3 separate regions of the Homo sapiens genome follow, and all the other regions are linked to region 1. The links are chromatin loops, found by intact Hi-C in ENCODE. Cell type or tissue: mammary epithelial cell. All regions are shown on one strand. Region 1 has its middle 70 kb from the start of NARS2. Region 2 has its middle 270 kb from the start of TENM4. Region 3 overlaps TENM4 (teneurin transmembrane protein 4).

Region 1 (2,500 bases):
AGTATTGGCTAAGATTTTCCTCATAGGCCAAGTGTCTTGACTACTTCAAATGTTATAACACTGGATCTTAATTCTATGGAGAGTTTTTTTTTTTTTTTTTTTTTGCAAGCATTTGACTAGATTGGGTTCAGAACATGTTTTGACCAACCTTCTATAGATTGTGGTTTCAATGTCTGCTTGGTTTTCCAAGACACTGTCAGGCTATTCAAATCTGTTCTGCATGTGTGCCACCCAATGGGCAGTCTGGGACCAGAGCCACGGACTCTTTTCTGAGTTCAGTTCTCAAAGTTTATGGCATACTGCGTAGGATCAGATCTATGCATGCGATGCTCAGGGATGAGTCTGGGCATTCACAAACGACTTTACCACTGTCTTGAGCTTCTCCATCATCACCATCTCCCTTGGTATTTTTCATTGCCCTGAGGCCCACATTTTAGGTTTTCCAGCCAGAAATCTCAGGCTTTATTTGCCTCTCTCTGACACACACTTGCTGCAGCTACTGCACCTGCATCTAGGACCAATTGGTGAAAGGACAGAGAGAAAATGTAGTGGAGGTTCACCCATACTCTTGACACCCCCGCTCCTCCAATCAGAGAGAAGCTTCCCCCATGTCTATGGGCCTCCGCTGTTAATGCTGCCACTCTCAGGGGGCCCCTTCCCACTCCTCGAGGTGAAATAGAGGTTTCTTTTGGATGCGCACCTCTGGACTTTCAACTACCTGAGTCAAGGCGTGGGGATACCAGAGTGGAAAAGGGAGGTGAATTCTGCCAGTTCAGTGGCCCTCCAAATTTTGTTCTTCTCCAATCTGGCTGCCACTATTTGCTTTTCGGCTCCACATAGCTGCTCTATGCAGCCTGTGCAGGTTCTCTAACTGCTCCACTTACTTGGATATTTTACTTATTTAAAGAAGAGTTCCAGTTAATGAAGGAATAATAGACTAAGAAGTCAGCATTTTTTTATTTAACGTCACCAAATCTTATCACTAGAAGTAGAATAATCAAACACTATGTGTCCCCCATTAGATGTAATAGAAAGTACCTATGAGTTAGTCTTGCTTAAAACAATTGAACCTGAATTTAATTAAGCCTTTAGTGCTACATGCCAGCTTCTAGGAATTATGAGGCCTGAGAACAAGTAAAGTGACACCATGAAGAACTAGCCGCTAAATCCAGGTTGTGAGATATCCTGGAGTACAAATAACCTTTTTCTTTAATAAATAAATAGCATTAAAAAGAAGGGAAAACTATTATAGAATGGAGAGACTTCAGAAACACAACACATAAAGGGGGGATAAGTAATAGTACTCACGAGATTCTTAAGATTCAATTAGAAGAGCAATGTGAAGTGCTTTTCACAGTGCCTGGCAAATGGTCAATGGAAATGATTACTACCTTGTGCCACCTCTCAGAGTCTCAGTCTCCTTTTGTTTGTAACACACTAGGAGATGACAGCCTCCCCCTGTCTTAACAGTTAAGGAATTCAGCCACCTTAGTCCTCCATCCCTCTGCACCTGGTCAAGAAGGTGGCCTTGGCAGTATCTGCTGCAGTGTGCACAGTTGGCCGGTAGATGGCAGCTCAGGCCAGTTTATCTGGAGCCTTGGACCCAGGAAGAGCTAGTTCTGTTTTTGCTGCAAGAGGCTAGGTCCTGCTTGACCACCCATCAGACAGTATTCACCTTCTCTTCCTAGGTAGGAGGGATAAAGCTAAAGGAAGAGAATCGGTGGAGCTTTTTAGATATAATAAGGGCTAGCAGTTTGCTGAGAATTCCTTATCTGCTGGGCAGAGAGGTATTCTTCAGACCCCATTAGACCAGGGCTTGGGCACTGCCTGGCCAGCTGTCCCCAAACTCTGTTTCTCATCCCGTGAGTCCCAGTGCCTGCTGCCTCATCCTGAATCACTGGTGTGCAGGTACAACCTGGCTTAGCTTCTCTTCCCACCAGACTGAGGGAATTAACACCTACACACTCATCCACACCTGGTGTAAGATGTCCTTGAGGGAAAGTTTGCAGAATGAGTAAATAAGTGAATGCCTTATGGATCTTCAGTTATATATCTCTCTTCCTAAGTAGACCAGTAAATTCCAGGACAGGGTGTACACATTTTCTTTTTGTCTCAGCCTAGGAGGGAGTCTGGGTAGTGATGAATCGTGCAAGCCTGGAACTAGGTTGCTCAGCTTCAACTCCCAGTTCCATCTGCTTGCTACCTCACATGCCCTTGGCAAGTGCCTGCCTCTCCGCCTGAAAATTGGATACTAACAGTACCTCTCTTGTTGTACTGTGGTGAGTAATAAATGAGCAAATGCATTCAAAGTGCCTAGGAAACTGCTTGACACATTGTAGGCACCCAGTACATGTTAATTGCCATCTGAAGCTTTCCTTGCAGTGGGAAAGATTTAATGAACTTACAAAAATGCATTCAAGGAAGAAGTGTAAAAGGCCTAGTGTGGTTGTCTGATAGAGGGAATGGCTCTCAAGAAATAGCTCCTTCTCCTCCTCCTTGT
Region 2 (2,500 bases), 1.1 Mb after region 1:
TTGAAGAAGTGAGAGGAGACTTGAGGAACTATGGGAAAATAGCAAAAAGTCTCCTGGACATTCAGAAGAAGGTGAAAGAAATAAGGAATAAAAATTGTTGAAAGGGTTAGTGGCTAAAATTTCCCAAACTTTGGAGAAGACATAAATTTACAAATTCAAGAATTCAGAAAATGCCAAGCAGGATAGATATAAAGAAATTCACATCTAGGGAGATCACAGTCAAATTACTAAAAACCAAAAATAGAAACCTTTGGAGCACTCAGAGAGAAATGACACATTACATAAAGGGCAATAATAACTCAAAATCTTGCTGATTTCTTATCAGTAAATATGGAGTCCAGAGAGTCGTGCAATAATCTTTAAAGTGTTAAAAAAATACCCAGAATAAAAATAACCAATGATATTTTCGTTCAAGAATAAAGGTGAAAATAAAGATATCTTACAACAAAACAGGCCAGGCACAGTCGCTCACGTCTGTAATCCCAGCACTTTGGCAGACCAAGGCAGGAGGATTATTTGAGCCTAGAATTTTGAGGCTGCAGTAAGCTATGATTGCACCACTGCATTCCACCCTGGGTGACAGAGTGAGACCCCATCTCAAATAAAAGAACCCCCCACAACAATTAAACAAAAAAGATAAAACCAACATAATTTATTGTCAGAAGATCTGCATGATACGAAATAATGAAGTGTTTCAGATTCAAGGAAAATGATACCAGATAGAAACATCTGTCCTTAGGAAGGAATAAAAGGCATTGGAAATTTTAAATATCTGGATAAACATAACATACTAGATTTTCTTAATTTATTTAAAATAAAGCAAAAATTGTAGCATTGTCTTAGGACTGTAATATTTTCAGTTATTATATTACGGCAGCTATAACATAAGGGAAGGGGTGATAAATGAGTATATGGGGTTACAAGGTTTCTACATTTTATGATGTGTTACGCTATTAACTCTAAATAGAGATAAAAGTTAAGGACATAAATTGTAATCCCCAGAGCAATCACTAAAAGATTTCTTTTAGAAAAAGAAAATAATGCAAAGAGAACTAAAAAAACCAAAAGATAAAATAAATAGAATTCTAAAAATTATTTTAAAAACCAGGCAGTAAAGAACAAAGAAAGAAGCAAAAAGAGAGGAGACAAACAGAAAACAAACTAAACTAGCAGACCTAAATTCAACCATGACAATAGTTACAATAAATGTGAATGGACTAAATACTTCAATTAAAACCCAGAAATTAACAGAATTTATTTTTTTAAAAAAGCAAGAAGCAAAGCAACTATATCCTACCTAAAAGAAATGCCTGTAAGTAAGTGGATGGAAAAAGATAACCACGTAAACAGTAAACATAAACAGCTGGACTTGCTGATTTTGTAGCAAACAGATTACTGCTTTCGCCAGTTATCAATTTTATTGTCTCCCAGCTCCAAATCCATCCTCCTTTGGCCTGCTTTATGGTACTGTAGGTGGACTTTAAATATTTCACCATTGCCAACTTTGTTACGTTATGTCAGTAGAGGGTGCTGCAGGGACACGGTAGGAGGAAAGGGCTTTTCTTTCCGGTTTGGTGTACTTTTCTTCTTTCTCCCAGGCATGAGTGGCCTGTAGTGTGTGTGCAAGACATCCAGTGGTGCTCGCTTCCCACTGACTTAGTGGCAACTTTCTGGGCAGCTTTCTAGCCAGTTTGCACCAGCTGACATTCCAATGACTCTTTCGGGTGCCTCAGTAGGTGCCTTTCCAGTGAGTTCCAGCGACACCTTAGTGAGTAGTTTCCTAGTGAATTTTGTCAGGACCCTACTGTGCTGCCAGTTCTAGTTTGTACCTCCATGAACTTCTCGGCCATCCAATGTGCCAAACTCACATTTCCAACCAGGTCTGAGTCTCATGCTTCCGGCCCTGTTCAAAATGTGTTTCTTCCTTAGGTACTGTTCCTTAGCCCCAGAGGTAGTAGCTGCTCTCTGTACCTGCCATTCATCATTCATGGTAGAGCTTGCTCTGCCCCTTAGTAATTAATCTCCTGTTACTACCGAACAATTCCTTAGATTAAATTTGCCCTGTTCCACTTCTGTGTGATTTCTGGACCTTGACTGATATAGATCTCAAGACAAAGAGCTTTATTAAGGACAAAAAATAACATAATTACAAAATAAAAAATAAAAAGCCCCTTTATGGATTGCTGGAGCTTAGGGGTTCTGGTCTTCAGTGAGCTATGATAGCAAAACTGCACACCAGTCTGGGAAACAGAATGAGACCCTGTCTCAGGAAAAAAAATCAAACAAAAACAAAAACAAAAACAAAAATAAAAACAAAAAACAGACAAAAAAAGCCCCTATGAAATGATAAAAGGTCTCATCAAGAAGACATTTAGAATTGACAAAAAGGAACAAATGGATCATTACAGTAGTAACTGGAGACTTTAACATCCTTCTCTCAGAAATTAGAAAAAATAAAAGACATAAATGTTCTGAACAAAACTATCAAACACCTTAAACT
Region 3 (2,500 bases), 620 kb after region 1:
TCATCTGAAGAAAAACATGCCCGAGATGAGCAATCTGAAGCTGAGTTCCAGTCCTGGCCCCCCCCACCTACTAGCTGTATGGCCAGGGATAGTTTCTTCATTCTTCTGGTTCATTCCAAAATAGTGAAGATCACACATATTTGGTTCACAATGCAGAGAATTACAGTGCACTAGGTCACGTGCTCAGTGTTGAATTAGCTCGTATTTCTCAAAGGAGTTGGAGGGTGTTCCTAGGACAGAAGTAGGTGTGCCATAATGAGAATATTGCTTGGCCAAAAGGAGGGTTTCATCAGTTATGTACCTACGCAGACTACTTTGCACAGCTTGGTCAAGGATCAAATAAGATACAGAATGTAAAGTGTAAAGTACTGTTCAAAAGTAAACTAGTATGAATTCATCTATCTGTGCATCTACCCATTCATACACTGTTTCCTCCACCTATCCATCTAATTCAACAATAAATATTTACTATCTGTTACATGTTAAGTCCTAGGCATTGGACATACATCAATGAAAAAAATATGTAAAAATTCCTTCCTTCCTAGAACATACATTCTAATGAAATCTACCTATCTATCTTCATCTACCCAGCCATCTGTCCATCCATCCATCTATCCATGCATCCATCCATCCATCCATCCATCCATCCACCCACCTACCTACCCATATACTCACTCACCCATCCACTCATCCATGCATCTATCCACTCATCCATCCACCTATCCATCCATCCATCCCTCCACCCATCCACTCCCCCATCCATCCATCCATCCATCTATCCATCCATCCATCCATCCATCCATCCATCCATCCATCCATCCATGCACACCCATCCATCCATCCCTATACCCATGAACTCAATCACCAAGTATCCATTAAACATCTACTATGTACTCACTATGGCGCTAGGTACCAGCAAGCAATTAAAAGAGAAAAAATCTCAACAACTCTCTTTTGTTGTCATTTACTGTAGTCACGCAAGATGGGTTAATATCACATCGCTTGCTGACAAGATCCCTGGGCTCTGAGCATCTTATTATGGCCACTTCTCAGACCTACCAGTTAAAGAGCTATGTGATGCAGGAAACTGTTAATAATCAACTTAGTGGGATACAGTGAGCACTGCCACCTGGAGGGCTGTGGGTGGTGGAGAGAAGTGGCTTTTTATATGGAGGTTACAATTTTTTTGTAGAATGAACAAACATTGTGCCTCAAACATAGTTGTACATCTGTTTCTCATGTGAGAATAGATATTGTTGTGACAAAATATAACTTCATTTAAGGGCATCGGTGAGCCGATAGTCACTTTCAATCATTACTTAACATCAGAGTTGTGACTAGGGTAAGGTGAGCGAGGCACCAAGGGTAAAAATTTTCAGGAGGCACTGAGTGCTGACCCTGTGATGGCTCCACCCTGATTGCGAGTGCTTCCTTAATTTCTACCCCAGGATGCCTCACCTACATCTTATCAGCAGTATAGTAAGAACATCCCTTTAATGAACACATTCCATATGTCTGGACATGTGCTATGTATACTTGGCATATATTATCTTACTTAGCTTTTACAATCACCTTAAAAAATAGAGATTGTTAGCTCCACTTTACAGAAGAGTAAGCTGAGGCTAAAGAAGGCATATGATTTACTTCAGGTAATGGAACCAGGGAACCTAGGTCTGTCTGTTTTCTGACCAGAGAACTCTTCAGGGGCAGGAGATCTGCCTTGTTCTTCCCTGTTGCCCAGTATGCGGTAGAGGGACTCAGTGGACTCGTGACTGTGGACTCCATAAATTACCATTTGCTTTAATTCAACTCCCTTCTTCCTCCTCAAGCAGCACGCCTCCGGTGCCAACTCAAGGCTCTCCAAGGCTGTACCTCATTACTGCCAAAAGGGCCCTCCCACCTGCCCAGTATTCCCTACTCCTGACACAGACTGGCCTGAGGTTCTTCTGGGGATCCAACCCCAGATAATGCCAAATCTTCCCCCAACCCACTTCATTCCCCTCTCTTACAACTCCTTGACCAAAGGGACAACTGGGCTATGAAAACGATGTTTCCTGAGCTCAGAATTTCTTCTTGGAAACAGAGCAAAAGAAATAGATGAAAATGAGGCAATTTAGAGAGATCAGCCAAGTCAATTTGTGATAACCTGGGTTCTAAAGTGGCCATAATTGAGTGACAATTTGCCATGAGGCACAGGGGGCAGTATTCCTATTTGCCTTGACCTGGCAGGTTGGAGAGGGAGGCTGTCTAGTGGGTAATTTCTGACCTGAGCCATGGAGACTGGACCTTTTGTGTGGAAAGTTCACTGGGAAGTACGACCCCCTGACCCTGGGTCCAGACATAATTTCATACCTGGAGATCGACCTCTGCAGAAAAACTGAGCTGAACTAGCAGGGTAGCCTCCATGCTTGTGTGTGGGGAAAGCTGATAGATCTGACCCCACAAACCTGTACCAAACCCTGCTCCAGGGGCTGTGGAATGGACATTCATTAGACACAAA

Evidence for each region. A loop is a pair of places that touch in the nucleus more often than their neighbours do. Peaks named below come from ENCODE experiments on the same cell type or tissue, not always from the same donor. Only the 100,000 strongest peaks of a DNase experiment are listed, where the experiment ranks them.
Region 2: it touches region 1 in a loop (6-fold over the local background); 2 of 110 quality-filtered maps call a loop at or near these places.
Region 3: a loop joins it to region 1, with 6 times the contacts of the local background. A loop is called at or near these places in 5 of 110 quality-filtered maps.

What each region holds. Positions count from the first base shown.
Region 1 is chr11:78,643,833-78,646,332 of GRCh38, forward strand. No RefSeq gene overlaps it. Among named protein-coding and RNA genes, the nearest start is that of NARS2, 70 kb to the left of the region's middle. In mammary epithelial cell, a CTCF peak has its summit at 1,560 (motif pointing right); DNase peaks (open chromatin) are centred at 1,609 and 2,069; H3K4me3 peaks cover 133 bases; H3K27ac peaks cover 545 bases.
Region 2 is chr11:79,706,980-79,709,479 of GRCh38, forward strand. No RefSeq gene overlaps it. Among named protein-coding and RNA genes, the nearest start is that of TENM4, 270 kb to the left of the region's middle. In mammary epithelial cell, a CTCF peak has its summit at 1,528 (motif pointing right); no DNase peak of the experiment used is centred here.
Region 3 is chr11:79,258,882-79,261,381 of GRCh38, forward strand. All of the region lies in intron 2 of TENM4 (teneurin transmembrane protein 4), which reads right to left. Among named protein-coding and RNA genes, the nearest start is that of MIR708, 140 kb to the right of the region's middle. In mammary epithelial cell, a CTCF peak has its summit at 1,124 (motif pointing left); no DNase peak of the experiment used is centred here.